2 separate regions of the Homo sapiens genome follow, and region 2 is linked to region 1. Evidence: chromatin contacts called from ENCODE POLR2A ChIA-PET data. All regions are on one chromosome and are shown on one strand. Each heading gives the region's core, a stretch centred on a gene start or an enhancer-like site at or near the end of the contact. The rest is flanking DNA. Distances are from core to core; before and after follow the strand shown. Region 1 overlaps PDZD2 (PDZ domain containing 2). Region 2 overlaps MTMR12 (myotubularin related protein 12).

Region 1 (7,271 bases), core at 1,780-4,279:
CCAAGAAAACTTCCAGAGGACCATTATGTAGAACATGCACTCTTAAAATGTATGAAGATACTGGCCTCAAATGAAGCCTTACTTTGAAAGGTGACATTGAAGGCTGCCTCAATGTAACTTCATCTCCCTCAAATAGAAACCCCTCACCCCCCACTTTTTTTTTTTTTTTTTTTTTTTGAGATGGAGTCTCGCTCTGTTGCCCAGGCTGGAGTGCAGTGGTGTGATCTCAGCTCGCTGCAAGCTCCACCTCCCGGGTTCACACCATTCTCCTGCCTCAGCTTCCTGAGTAGTTGGGACTACAGGTGCCCACCACCACGTCTGGCTAATTTTTTGTATTTTTAGTAGAGATGGGGTTTCACTGTGTTAGCCAGGATGGTCTCGATCTCCTGACCTTGTGATCCGTCCGTCTTGGCCTCCCAAAGTGCTGGGATTACAGGTGTGAGCCACTGCGCCCGGCCAAATAGAACCCTTTTTAACACTCTTTGCAGTAAAGTCAAATTGCTAACAAAAAAATGCTTGTTAGTGTTTGTCCAGCAAGTGAATGTGAACCCGAAAGAGAAACCAGAACCCACAGTAACAGCCTCATCACTAACAAAGGAACAAAGAGCCTCGGATCACAGAACAGAGACATCAGGGGCCTGTATTTTTTCTGTGAGTAGCCATCAGGGTATGGGATAGATATTCTGGGGTTTCACTTTTTTCTTTTTTTTTCTGAGACGGAGTCTCGCTCTTTTTGCCCAGGCTGGAGTGCAATGGCTCGATCTCGGCTCACTGCAACCTCTGCCTCCTGGGTTTAAACGATTCTCCTGCCTCAGCCTCCCAAGTAGCTGGGATTACAGGCGCCCGCCAACATGCCCAGCTAATTTTGTTTTGTATTTTTAGTAGAGACTGGGTTTCACCATGTTGGCCAGGCTGGTCTCGAACTCCTGACCTCGGGGGATCCACCCACCTCAGCCTCCCAAAGTGCTGGGATTACAGGTGTGAGCCACGGCACCCGGCCCACATTTTTATTTTGTAGGACAGCCCTAAAAAGGAAGGCTATCTTTTTTCTGTCTACCACCGTAGTTTGCTAACCAATCAGAAGGCAGGCGCTGAGACAGTAACAACCAGCCGACAGTTGCGGAGGACTGCCGGGACTCCCACAGAGCTCGACAAGTGGGATCACAGTCATCACCAGCCACTGAGAAGAGTGTCCCCTACCCACAGAGTGCAAGTTTAGAATCCAGATTTCCTTTTTTTTTTTTGTTTTTTTTTTGTTTTTTTTTTGAGACAGAGTCTCACTCTGTCCCCCAGGCTGGAGTGCAATGGCACAATCTCAGCTCACTGCAACCTCTGCCTCCTGGGTTCAAGCAATTCTCGTGTCTCAGCCTCCTGAGAAGCTAGGATTACAGGCATGCACCACAACACCCGCTAATTTTTTTATGTTTAGTAGAGGCGAGATTTCACTATGTTGGCCAGGCTGGTCTTGAACTCCTGACCTCAAGTGATCGGCCCCCCCTTGGCATCCCAAAGTGCTGGGATTACAGGCATGATGAGCCACCGCGCCCCACCAGAATCCAAAATTTCAATAAAGGTCTCCACTAACAAGGAAGCAAAGTCACTTAATTCAGTTGATTTTTAAAAATCATGTTTTACAATATTATTTTGTTCAACTACTAGATGATGGGTAGCCAAATTTTACATACACACATACACACCCCACACTTTTTTTTTTTTCCCAGAGATTGGGTCTAGTTCTGTCACCCAGGCTGGAGTGTAGTGGCGTGATCATAGCTCACTGCAGTCTCAAACTCCTAGGTTCAAGTAACCCTCCTGGTCTTAGCCTCCAAAGTATAGCCACATGCCACCACATCTAACTAATTTCCTTTTTTTTTTTTTTTTTTTTTAATTTTTGAGACACAGTTTCACTGTATAGCCCAGGCTGGAGTGCAATGGCATGATCTTGGCTCACTGCAACCTCCACCTCCCGGGTTCAAGCAATTCTACTGCCTCAGCCTCCTGAGTAGCTGGGATTATAAGCGTGCTCCACCATGCCCAGCTAATTTTTTTGTCTTTTTAGTAGAGATGGGGTTTCACCATGTTGGCCAGGCTGGTCTTAAACTCCTGACCTCATGATCTACTTGCCTCAGCTTCCCAAAGTGCTGGGATTACAGGCATGAGCCACTGCACCTGGCACCTAAATAAATACTGAGATAACTTCTGCCTCCACGATGTTACTTAATCTCTCATCAACACTTATGTGTGGTTTTTCAGTATCATTTCACTTGTCCTTTGTGGAGGTTTTTGTTGCCATTTCTCAGTGCATTTGATTTCACGTAGGCAGAGTGCTGTGATTTTGATGGGTGGGAAGTCCTTTTGATTCATCTCATGTCTTGTTGGTGTCACAAAAGGGTAAAAAGGGTCAACTGACTGAAAATGGATGTGTTCAACATGGCATGAAAACGATGAGTTTAGGCACAATGATATAGTAAAGGTGCTAAATGCAGGCAGTATTTAAATGTTAATTTGTGTAAAAGATTTTTCTCCTTAAAAATATCAATTTCCTTTCTTTCTTTTTTCTTTTTTTTTTGACAGAGTCTTGCTCTTGTTGCCCAGGCTGCAGTGCAATGGTGCCACCTTGGCTCACTGCAACCTCCGCCTACCCAGTTCAAGCGATTCTCCTGCCTCAGCCTCCCAAGTAGCTGGGATTAAAGGTGCGCACCACCACGCCCGGCTAATTTTTGTATTTTTAGTAGAGATGGGGTTTCACCATGTTGGCCAGGCTGGTCTCAAACTCCTGACCTCAAGTGGTCCGCCCACCTCGGCCTCCCAGAGTGCTGGGATTACAGGTGTAAGCCACTGCGCCTGGCCTGTATAATGCTTTCATTAGGGTATCTCCCCACCTACTTTAAGATTAACAAATGGGAAAATAATCTTACCAGTCATGGGTTGTTGCCCCAGCTCTGATGCAGCTTTGGGCAGGTTCTCTGTGAGGTGGCTGGCATCCAGATGGGACAGAGCACTGGCTAGTTCACAGCTGGTAGAGACACAAGCATCTCCAGTGGTCAGCTTTCCCAGAGATTCCTGGCACAATGACAACCACAAGCCACTTGAAATAACTTTCAGGCTTTCTGCACCGTAAGATGAGATCATATATAGAGAGCAGAGCTAGTTCAGGAAAAGGCAAAGGGGCCCTGGACTAGGAGCCAGCAGATCCAGATTGTGGGTTTAAGGTCTGCTAGGAATTAAATGGTCATATCATTCTTCCCCAAGCCTCCATTTTTTTCAACTCTAAAATGGGCATAAAACATTCCCAGTCTTACTCATAGAGCTTAAAAGAAGACGATTAAATGAGAACAGTTATAAAAACAGCACATATAAGGCTAGACAGATGTAAGGTATTGTTATTATATTGCATAGAGATATCCAAGACTATAACACTAACTCCTTAGTTTGGTAGTGAGGGAATGAACGAATCTGGATAAACAAAATTGACATTTCATATTTCAAGACTTCACTTTGGCTAAGTGTCCATTACTTTCTCTTCTTCTACCTAACATTCAATGCAATGAAATTCTAAAACTAACAGTTAAATCAGCTTCATGTGAAATTTATCCATTGTGAGTGATAAAGTGGCCCAAAGGTGGCAGCAGAGCACAGAGGTGAAAGGGATAATATGTCTTTCAGCAGCTTTGGTAAGAAATCTTTTCATAAAATGTCAGTTACCAGCTGAGGGAAACCTAGATAGAGTTTAACTCAGTTAATTTTCTATTTATTAGTAACACAAATGTAACATAAAAACAGTAGAGGAGTTTCAGAACTAGACAGAGGTGGTGGGTCATATTGCATTCTGAATGTACTAAGTGCCATTGACTTGTACATTTCAAAATGGTTAATTTCATGTTATATGAATTTCACTTCAATTTAAATCAAGTAGTAAATAAAAACAGAATTTAACTCACGTACCAAAAGAGGAAGGTTTTTTCTTCCAATATTTGAGGACATATACTTTATAGCAATCCATTCTATTTTCTTTCTCAGATATAAATAAAATCAAATTTTGTAACTAAAATTTTTATGAGAAAAATTAGTCTTGTACAAGTTTCAAATGCTGCTCAAAAGTTCATTCTGAGAGTATTAACTTAGAATTACAAAACTCTTATTTTAATAGATATAAATTATTATGAATAAAAACCCTAATTTGCCTTTATACAGTTATCCAAAACTTGTGATTTGTTTTTTTTTTTTTTTTTTTTTCTTGAGACCGAGTCTTGCTCTGTCACCCAGGCTGGAGTACAGTGGCACGATCTCAGCTCACTGCAACCACCACCTCCCGAGTTCAAGAGATTCTCCTGCCTCAGACTCCCGAGTAGCTGGGATTACAGGTGCACACCACCACACCTGACTGATTTTTGTATTTTCAGTAGAGACGGGGTTTTGCCATGTTGGCCAGGCTGGTCTCTAATTCCTGACCTCAGGTGATCCACCTGCCTCAGCATCCCAAAGTGCTGGGATTACAGGCGTGAGCCACTGTGCCCGGCCGATGCTTTTTAAAAGAAGAAATTTACCCAATGGCCAAACATTATATTTTAAAACACAGGTAGTGGTTGGAGGTAAAATATGATATTTGAGGAGAAGGAAAAAAGATGTGCATTTCTATTAAAACAAAAATAAGGTTAAAAAAACGACTTTTGCCTGGTATAGTTTTTATGACTTAGCATTTTCCAGGTCTATTGACATATATGTTTATATAAACCACTTGAACACACATCTATAATAATATGGCTTTATAAGTCATCTCAGATTCTTTGTTCAGCGAGAGAGAGAGAGAAGTTATTTATGTTAAGGAGATTATAAACAACATTGATTTCTCGTACTGTCTCCTTGATAAAGTAGAGGTATATTGAACATTTTTAAAAATGAACAATTTGATATTCTAACATACTCGTAACCAAGTAGTAACATAACCAATATTAACTTGCATTTAATGTGGTACATTATCAATTTCTAAGTGAATGCATTCCTGTTATTCCATATGATACCACAGCAAGGTTATGAGTGGCTATAATTATATATAACCAATGTAGAAATTTGGAAAAATATAAGGATCACTCATAACCTTATCAGCTGGAGGGAATCACTGTTAACATATATTTGATGGTCCCTCCAGCTCTGTGAGATGACCAAGGCAGAGAGCACCAGCCCAGAGAACTAAGCTCAGAAATGTTTAATAACTTGCCCAAGTTGTAACTCGACCAGTGCCAACTAGTCAGCAGTGGAGCTCATGCCAGGCCCATGGTTTTACTTTCCCTGTGCCACACTGCCTTTCCATCATTAGCCACAGGTGCTGTGTACAGGTAAGACAGAGATTCTATAGTATCTTCTGGCCAAATGATCTCATGACTAACCTGCTGATACATTAATAAGCTCCCTAGGCTGGGTGCGGTGGCTCACGCTTGTAATCCCAGCACTTCAGGAGGCCGAGGCAGGTGGATCACCTGAGGCCAGGAGTTCGAGACCAGCCTGACCAATATGGTGAAACCCTGTCTCTACTAAAAAATACAAAAATTAGCCAGGCGTGGTGGTGTGCGCCTGTAGTCCCAGCTCCTCGGGAGGCTGAGACAGGACAATCGCTTGAACCTGGGAGGCGGAGGTTGCAGTGAGCTGAGATTGCGCCACTGCACTCCCGCCTGGGTGACAGAGCGAAACTCCATCTCCAAGAAAAAAAAAAAAAAGGCTTCCAAGCAGTCCAGGTATTTAAGTGACTGACTCTGTTGAAAGATAATTCTCCAGCCATCATCCTTTCCCACTGGCAGCTTACCCATGCTTTACAACAGACTCCATCTTCACTCACACATATTCATGCACTTCCATTCCAAGTAACTAAGAGAAAGTCAGTTACCTTCTCCACAGCTCCACCTGGCTGAAAGCCAGCGACAGTCACTTTGACAGAAGTGGCCTGGACTCTCGAGTCCAGATCGCATGGATCATTGGCTCTGCCAGTCAGGTTCACTGTCTGTGAGCCACTGGGCTTGGCCTCAGCCTCGGATCTCTTGCAGTGGGGGCTTACCCTGGCCACTGGTCTGTGCCTGGAGCCCAGGCCTTCACTTTTCTGCTGGGGGGAACTGGGGCTCCCAGTGTTCGTCGGACTCTGGGTGTCTGTACGGACTGTGTATTCCAATTTGGGTGCGCTACTTGATCCTGACAGTTCCTTCTTCCACCAGCTTCCAGGGCTCCCCTTGGGGGCCTCTGCAGAGTCCGTGAGGTTGGCTGCATAGGACGCAGCATCCACCATGCCCTCTGGGATACTCTCCTCTAAGTCCACTGAGCTACCAAGAAGAGGTGCCGAGATGGCCTTGCTCACCAGTGTTTTCCGGGGTCGTTCCTCTTGGTTGTGGACGTCCATGCCCTTGGAAGAGGAAATTGAGACACGCCTCGGGTCATCCTCTGACAGAGGCCTGATGGGACCCGGGAGGGCCCCTGGGAGTGAAATGCAGTCCCCTTCTCTGTCAAACTCTTCCTCATCACTGGCATCGTTGGCATCGTAGCAGCCTACCTTCCTCTGGCGGAGGAGAGGGTTTCGGAGGGCCTGTGGGCTTCCGGGGAGACTGGCTTGTCTGGCAACTGTCACCTGCTTGTGGAAGAGCCCAGAAGCCCGATGGCTCCCAAGAGTCACGAGGCTGTTGGCTCTGGGTTTTCCAGGCTCCTTGTGAGCTGGTGGAGGTGGGGACAGAAAAGTCAAGTGAAATTGAGCTTCCCACTTGGCCCTGTCTTATCATCTGACCCCATCATTACACATAAGCATTTCCACATTCACTAACACCAGACACACAGCCTCAGCCACTGGACACAAGGCCTAGGCAACATGGCTTCCTGGAGGCTATATGGAGTAGATAGGCGGGCTATCTTTCTCTTTTCCCTACTGACCTACCCCCCCCGCCCTTTTCTTAAACCCCAACCTCTGGATTAACTCAAACGTGTGCTGTTGGAAGACAGAAACTTAATACTTCCACCTCCATGATTATCTAACACATTGTTAGGGTTTAACCTAAATGCTGCTGAGAATTCCTCCATAGAAGGATGCCTGGGGACTGATGACATGTCCCACACACCTGGGCTGCCTTCTTGGCCCCTTGAGGTCCTTCCTTCATCTGCAGAAAGGGAGGCTTGATTGACAGGCACGTGAGTGCTTTTGCAGCATGAACTGTCCTATGTCTTAAAGATACTCTAGAACAATGCCAACCTGAATCTGCAACGATTTTTATATCTTGTTAAATGCAGTGAAAAATTAC
Region 2 (7,271 bases), core at 3,556-6,055, 160 kb before region 1:
AGACCAGCCCGGCTAACATGGCGAAACCCATCTCTGCTAAAAATACAAAAATTAGCTGGACGTAGTGGTGGGTGCCTGTAATCCCAGCTACTTGGAGGGGCTGAGGCAGGAAAATGAACCCGAGAGGTGGAGGTTGCTGTGAGCCAAGATCACGCTACTGCTCTCCAGCTTGGGTGACAGAGCAAGACTCCATCTCAAAAAAAAAAAAAACTGTCTACTCAATAGGCACCGAAACCATTGTGCCCAGATCAGCTTCAGATGAGAGCAGAGCTTTCAACAGAAATTTTAAATAAGTGGGATCAAAATCCTGAAGCATTTCTTTGAAGAATTGTAACAGGAGAAGAAACATGGCTTTGCCAGTACAATCCTGAAGACAAAATACAATCAAAGCAATGGCTACCGAGAGGTGGAAGTGGTCCAGCCAGGGCAAAAGCAGATATGTCAAGAGCAAAGGTCATGGCAACAGTTTTTTGTGATGCTCCAGCCATTTTGCTTGTTGACTTTTCTGACCAAAGCACAAAAACATCTGCTTATGAGAGGTTTTTTTTTTTCTGAGACAAATTCTCACTCTGTTGCCCAGGCTGGAGTGCAGTGGTGTGATCTTGGCTCACTGCAACCTCCACCTCCTGGGTTCAAGTGATTCTTGTGCCTCAGCCTCTTGAGTAGCTGGAATTACAGGTGTGCACCACCACACCCGGCTAATATTTGTATTTTTAGTAGAGGCAAGGTTTCACTATGTTGGCCAGACTGGTCTTGAACTCCTTACCTCAAGTGATCTACCCTCCTCGGCCTCCCAAAGTGCTGGGATTATAGGCATGAGCCACCATGCCCAGCCATAAGAGTGTTTTAAGAAAGTTGGCCAACGCTTTTGTAGAAAAATGCCCAGGAAGACTTCATCAGAGGGTCCTTCTCTACTGCTCATTCCTCCTATCAAACAAGGGCAATTTTGCAAGAGTTTTGATGGGAACTCATTAGGCATCTACCTTAAAAGTCTGATTTGGCTTCTTCTGACTTCATTTTCTAATCTTAAAAAATCCTTAAAGGGGGCTGGGCGTAGTAGCTCACGTGTATAATTGCAGCACTTTGGGAGGCCGAGGTGGGCGGATCACCAGAGGTCAGGAATTCAAGACCAGCCTAGCCAACATGGTGAAACCCCATCTCTACTAAAAATACAAAAATTAGCCAGGCATGGTGGTGGGCACCTGTAATGCCAGCTACTCCGGAGGCTGAGACAGAAGAATCGCTTGAACCCGGGAGGCAGAGGTTGCAGTGAGCTGAGATTGTGCCATTGCACATTGCGCTCCAGCCTGGGTGACAAGAGCAAAACTCCATCTCAAAAAAAACACAAAAATCCTTGAAGGGAACACATTTTTTTTTTTCAGTTAATAATGTAAAATAGACTGCAATGACATGGTTAAATTCCCAGGACCCTCAGTTCTTTAGAGGGGGTTGAGAGTGTCTTAAACTTGATGGAGCTTATGTTGAGAAATAAAGTTTATATTTTTTATTTTCATCTTTTAATTCCATGTTTTCACATACTTTTTGAAGTCCCCTTGTATATATTAACTATGCTAGTCGTTGGTGATAAAGAGAAATATAACACCAAGAGCTTATATTCTTGCAGGGGAAACAGCAATGTATGACTCTTAACTCAAACTAAAACATTACAATACATGTTTACTATTTAATCAAGGACACTCATTCTAGTTTTATTTCAGTCACTCAGGACTTTCAGGGATATCTGTCTTTTATTGATTTGAGTTTGCAACTTTTTTTTTCTTTTTTTCTTGAGATGGAGTTCTGTTCTTGTTGCCCAGGCTGGAGTGCAATGGTGCGATCTTAGCTCACTGTAACCTCCGCCACCCTGGTTCAAGCAATTCTCCTGCCTCAGCCTCCCAAGTGGCTGGGATTACAGGCATGGGCCACCACCCCCAGCTAATTTTTTTGTATTTTAGTAGAGACGGGGTTTCTCTGTGTTGGTCAGGCTGGTCTCAAACTTCTGACCTCAGGTGACGCGCCCACCTCCGCCTCCCAAAGTGCAGGGATTACAGGCGTGAGCCACCACATCTGGCCTTTTTTTTTTTTTTTCTTTTCATTTTTTAGAAACAGGGTCTCACTCTGTTGCCAAGGCTAGGGTGCAGTGGCGCCACCATAGCTCACTGCAGCCTCAAACTCCTGGCCTCAAGTGATCTTCCTGCTTCTGGGATTATAGTGCTGGGATTATAGGCATGAGCCACAGCACCCAGCCTGAGTTTGCAGCTTTTAAATATATTGGATTTCTGTAAGATTTAAGGTTCTCTGTTTTATAAGGCATGTAGGAGGAGTCATGTCATGGTATGCTGGGTGGACGAACTTGTGCATTGAGATTCTAATGAAAGTTAAGCCTGACCCTTAGGCTTCCGTGGCATCAGGATGGATCCAGTTGCATTTTCCACTTCTAGAATTAACAGCCTGGATGTCAACTATTTCTGCCTAAAGCATGTTACTCTCTGTCGACCTACAGGATGAACCATGGCTTTGTGTATGCATTGTAGGAATTTCTTATTTCAGCAATAAAGATCTCTTTTTGACCACCACAATCTTCTAGGGGCCTACAGCTCAGAAACCATTTCAGCTGAAGTTTTGAAATGACCCTTACTCAAAATAGAGTCCTGTGCCTGGATTCTGCAGTTTGAGTCAGGACTGTTAATCTGAATGACACAGTTGAGGAGCACAGGATTTTTGTGGCAAGTATGTCAGTGAACAATGACCTGACGTCTTTACTCCTTTTTCTTTTTTCAGATAACAGTACTGAATTTTGGGACACAGATATAAAATGGTTTTCTCTGTTGGAAAGTAGCAGCTGGCTTGACATAATCAGGTATTTCAAACCATTGTTTTACTCATGAATTTTGTAATTGTATAACTCAGGGTAGTAGATCAAACCGACAAATAATTTAACTGTTTGATATTTGACAGTTAAATATTCTTAGATCACATGTTCTACAGCTAGATTTTATATTTGCTACTTATTTCTGTGCACATTTGATAGGAATTTATGAACATGCCACCTGCTTACAAGGAGATGTACTCTACAGACAAGGCATTGAAAAAACACAGAAAGAGTGTGACAACCCAGAATTATTATTGAGGCAGCAGTGCTGGCCTCCAGGGAGGAAACTGAGGGTGAGAACAGGAGTGATACTGACTTTTCACTGAATACCTTTTTTAATCTTGTGTCTTACGCATATATTATCTGTGTTTTTAAAAACCATGATTAATGTCAGTTATTTTTGGTTTGGGAGTTAGGTTGAGAGTTCCAGAAAACAGTTATATTGCCTTTCCTACTTTCTATATTGAATAGCTCTTCTCTGTTGCCATTAAATAGAGGATATGGCAGAGAAAGGTGCAAAACAGAAATGATGATCAGGATGACAGAGTAGCTCTAATGCTAGGCTACATTTCAGGAGGGAGAGCAATGCTTCCTACTGCCTCACACACATTCTCCCTCCATTCTGAAGTGAGTACTGCGGAAAGGAGCCTTGGCCCTCCAGACACTGAACTGTGCTCCAGACATCCTGCTACACGTCTCATAATTTGAATATATAATGGCAGACAGGGATAAATGTTATGGAAGCAAAGAACCCTTCTTTGTGTGGGGTGGGCAGAGAAGGGTGAGCATCTCTAGCCAGATGAAGAGTCGGGGTGTGGGAAGGGAAGGTGGCTGGGGGGTAGGAGAGGACACGTCTGCAAGCAGAAGACAACAGATGTGAAGGCCCCCAGTTATACAAGTCAAAGCTGGGAATAGCGGCAACAGTCGCAAAGGGAATAACGTGTAGAGAGAGACAAAAAGGATTTCTGAGCATATTGGAGCTTTTTAGCCATTCTGATACATTCAGCAGGTCACCTTAAGTAAAGCAATCTGGACATGTCTCACATTCTCCAGGTATGGATTTTTATGAATCTTGCTCACCAGCAGACTCAGGCGTGAGTTTTTAATAAGAATGTCTAGTTTAGAAATTACCTAGGAGCATTTTCACATCAACTTTAGGATTCCCTCCTGAAAATTTTCAGTTTCTAATGGGCAGGAATATATCCCAGTATCTAAATAATGTAAATGGAAGTTCGTTTCTTTTCTAGAGGATTTTAGCGTGGAAAAAAAAAAAATAAGAGAGAAGACTGAAGATCAAGTCAGACTCTCTCTCAACTACGTAGTGTTTGTGTTACCAAGCTCATGAACTAATGCCCCTTTTTCTTGTCTCTTTCCTATTCAGACGTTGCCTGAAAAAAGCAATAGAGATTACAGAATGTATGGAAGCACAAAACATGAATGTTCTTCTTTTAGGTAATATATAGGAAGCACAAAGGATGATTTCCATTTTCCTTCACTTGAGATTCAATTTTTGTATATGTAGCTTTATGTATTTGGAAACAAAAGGAGTGAGTTAGTGTAGAAATCCTTCCTATTCCTTTCTCCCTAACCTTGGAATCCTTTGCCTTGGATTTCAGTGTTAGAGTTTAAAACAAAATTCTTTCACTTTGCACTTGGCAGACCTATTCACAGTCCACAAAGGAATTGTTGGTATCTTTACCAAAGCTCACATTTCTTAATGTTTTGGATTTTGTTTTATATTAACTGAGCTTGGTTAAATTTAAAATCTTTTTAGAATCCCTCTTATATAAAGAGATCCATGGATGACTTGGTTGTTATTTTTATATCTTTGTGGTTGACAACTTTATTCAGTTACCATAGAAACTTGGTGGCCTGTGAGTTCCTTTTCCTCAGTGGGCTTAACTCGCTGTACATGATGCAAACATTCAGAATGTGCGAAAGCAAGTGTGAACCACCATGCAAGGAAGATTGGTGCTGTAACTAGTTACATATGAGCTAAAATATTACCTGCTGTTTAGAAATACTATGTTTCGTTTAGCCCCACACTATAAATTAAGTAGATTGTCTCATGCTTTATACCCCCAAGCTTTTATCATTCTCTGAAACTCTGTAACTGTTGGCCCTGGGTTCTAAGGGCAGCCTGGAAAATGTATCTTTCTGTGGCTTCTGTCCATCTGATATTGGCTGACCGACTTAGATTTGAATACATTTATTGAGCCTCTGCCATGTGCAGGGCTCTGTTCCGCCTTCAAGAAGTTTGCAACCTAATGAGAGAGTTGCCTTAAGTGTGCTATTGAAAAAGACCTAACCAGCCGTGACAGAACAGAGCATTATTTGAGTACTGAGCAACTAGTGAAAAGGGGGAGGGATAAAGATTGGAGGTCTAAGAAACGGAAGGACTCAGGGCCAGAACACATTAATCACAGAGTTGCATAGAGTGAAATTTGAATCTTTGACTGATAGAACTGAGAAATCCTTCACTCCTGGATGGACTACTGAATTGTCTCACCTTGGAAATCTCTTTTAGTCCTTCATTCCATTACCCACAGGAGTATCATTAACACCCTTCAGATCCAAGAAGAAAGAGTTCCTTAAAAATGAAACTTGTGGCTGGACACGGTGGCTCACACCTGTAATCCCAGAATTTTGGGAGGCCAAGGCAGGCAGATCACTTGGGGCCAGGAGTTGGAGACCAGCCTGGCCAACATGACGAAACCCTGTCTCTACTAATAATGCAAAAATTAGTCGGGCTTGGTCCTGTGTGCCTGTAGTCCTGGCTACTCGGGAGGCTGAGGCACAAGAATTGCTTTAATCTGGGAGGCAGAGGTTGCAGTGAGCCAAGATTGTGCCGCTGCACTCCAGCCTGGGTGACAGAGTGAGACTCTGTCTCCAAAAAGAAACTTGTTTTGAAAATTGATAGCACTAGAAGACAAAAATGAAAATCTGTTTCTCTGTAACCCATGTCATCCCATAGTTGAGGCTTGTTTCCTGGAGGGAGAAGTGTAAGCTTGGACCCATAGTGCTCTGTGATTATAGGGGTCAGGATGAAAGAGTTATCACAATATGAGCACCTCCCTAGTTACAATTCATTCCTTTTTTTTTTTTTTTTTGAGACGGAGTCTCCCTCTGTTGTCCAGGCTGGAGTGCAATGGTGCGATCTCAGCTCACGGCAACCTCTGTCTCCCTGGTTCAAGCGATTCTTCTGCCTCAGCCTCCTGAGTAGCTGGGATTACAGGCGTGCACCACCATGCCCAGCTAATTTTTGTATTTTTAGTAGAGACGGGGTTTCACCATGTTGGTCAGACTGGTCTCGAACTCCTGACATCGTGATCCACCCGCCTCGGCCTCCCAAAGTGCTGGGATTACAGGCATGAGCCACCGCGCCCGGCCTACAATTCATTCTTAAGTTTCTCTAACACCAATGATACTAGCACCATCCTCCTCATGGACATTTTTTAAAAACAACTCGAGTTGCACCTATTTTTGTGAAAGGGAAACTATGGGGATGTAGACCCTGACTTTTAGGATCTTAAAACTCTTAAGACAAATGCACGGATAAAGATATGTGGTTCTTTTGCTCTAAGTCATGAATGTTAAACAAGTATGTGAGTGGACTTTTCATCAAATGAGTTTTGGAAAGTGCATGGCAGGTGGGCATGTAGAAGTAGACCAAGGAGAGTTTGTCTCCTAGGATAGGCAGGAGAAGCAGGCACCTCTGTGCCCCTCAAACAGAAAAGGACAGAGCCTTAGAGCTGAAAATAGAAATAATTTTGCTACAGTCAAGAAATATTAAACTTTCTCCAAAGTAGAGTTAGTGGAGGACTTAGGAGTGGAGGAAGGGATGTCTGAGGTGAGTTTGAGAAGCAGCTGAGCCATGAAATAGTGAGTTCAGTGACGGAGGCGTCCACACCCCAGGAGGAGTTCAGTGACGGAGGCTTCCACACCCTAGGAGGGAAGAGCTTTAGTCTTGGCCTGCGGAGCCTGGCAGGTCATCATTATGTGGGTGATTCTCCTGTCTCTGTGTGGCACACCTAGACCCCCACAAGCTGAAAGTAGCTTTGCAGTGCTGCATTTATTTATTCAGTATGCAAATCCACATTTAGTACCAGCGTATGCCAGAACCTGTACTAGACATGCTAGAGCAGTTCATGTCTCAGTCTGAAAACATAACCCTTTGTTATTGGCCCTTGCCTTTAGGGAATAAGAACATGACTGTTAATAGTAGACCTTGGTGTTGGGAATCCTACTTTTAACTGTGCAAGTGAGAGCATTCTGAAACTTTTTAACATTTTATGCCCTCCTTCCTCTTTGCACTGCTGCTGGGGCCTCTCCTAGAGGAGAATGCATCCGACCTCTGCTGTCTCATTTCCTCTCTGGTGCAACTGATGATGGACCCCCA

What was found. ChIA-PET counts read pairs that join two places held with the same protein, here RNA polymerase II (POLR2A).
Region 2: POLR2A ChIA-PET joins it to region 1 with 10 read pairs in AG04450. The contact joins two enhancer-like sites. POLR2A ChIA-PET finds 5 or more read pairs at or near these places in 2 of 52 experiments (AG04450 and WTC11).

What each region holds. Positions count from the first base shown.
Region 1 is chr5:32,073,254-32,080,524 of GRCh38, reverse strand. PDZD2 (PDZ domain containing 2) reads right to left here. Exons shown (of 25, transcript NM_178140.4): 18 at 5,882-6,693; 19 at 2,919-3,063. Among named protein-coding and RNA genes, the nearest start is that of GOLPH3, 97 kb to the left of the region's middle. Within about 2 kb of position 3,029, at least 2 of the 41 ENCODE cell types and tissues checked have a DNase peak (open chromatin) inside an H3K27ac peak, as active enhancers do.
Region 2 is chr5:32,239,110-32,246,380 of GRCh38, reverse strand. MTMR12 (myotubularin related protein 12) reads left to right here. Exons shown (of 16, transcript NM_001040446.3): 11 at 2,782-2,860; 12 at 4,254-4,324; 13 at 7,208-7,271. Among named protein-coding and RNA genes, the nearest start is that of GOLPH3, 68 kb to the right of the region's middle. Within about 2 kb of position 4,805, at least 3 of the 41 ENCODE cell types and tissues checked have a DNase peak (open chromatin) inside an H3K27ac peak, as active enhancers do.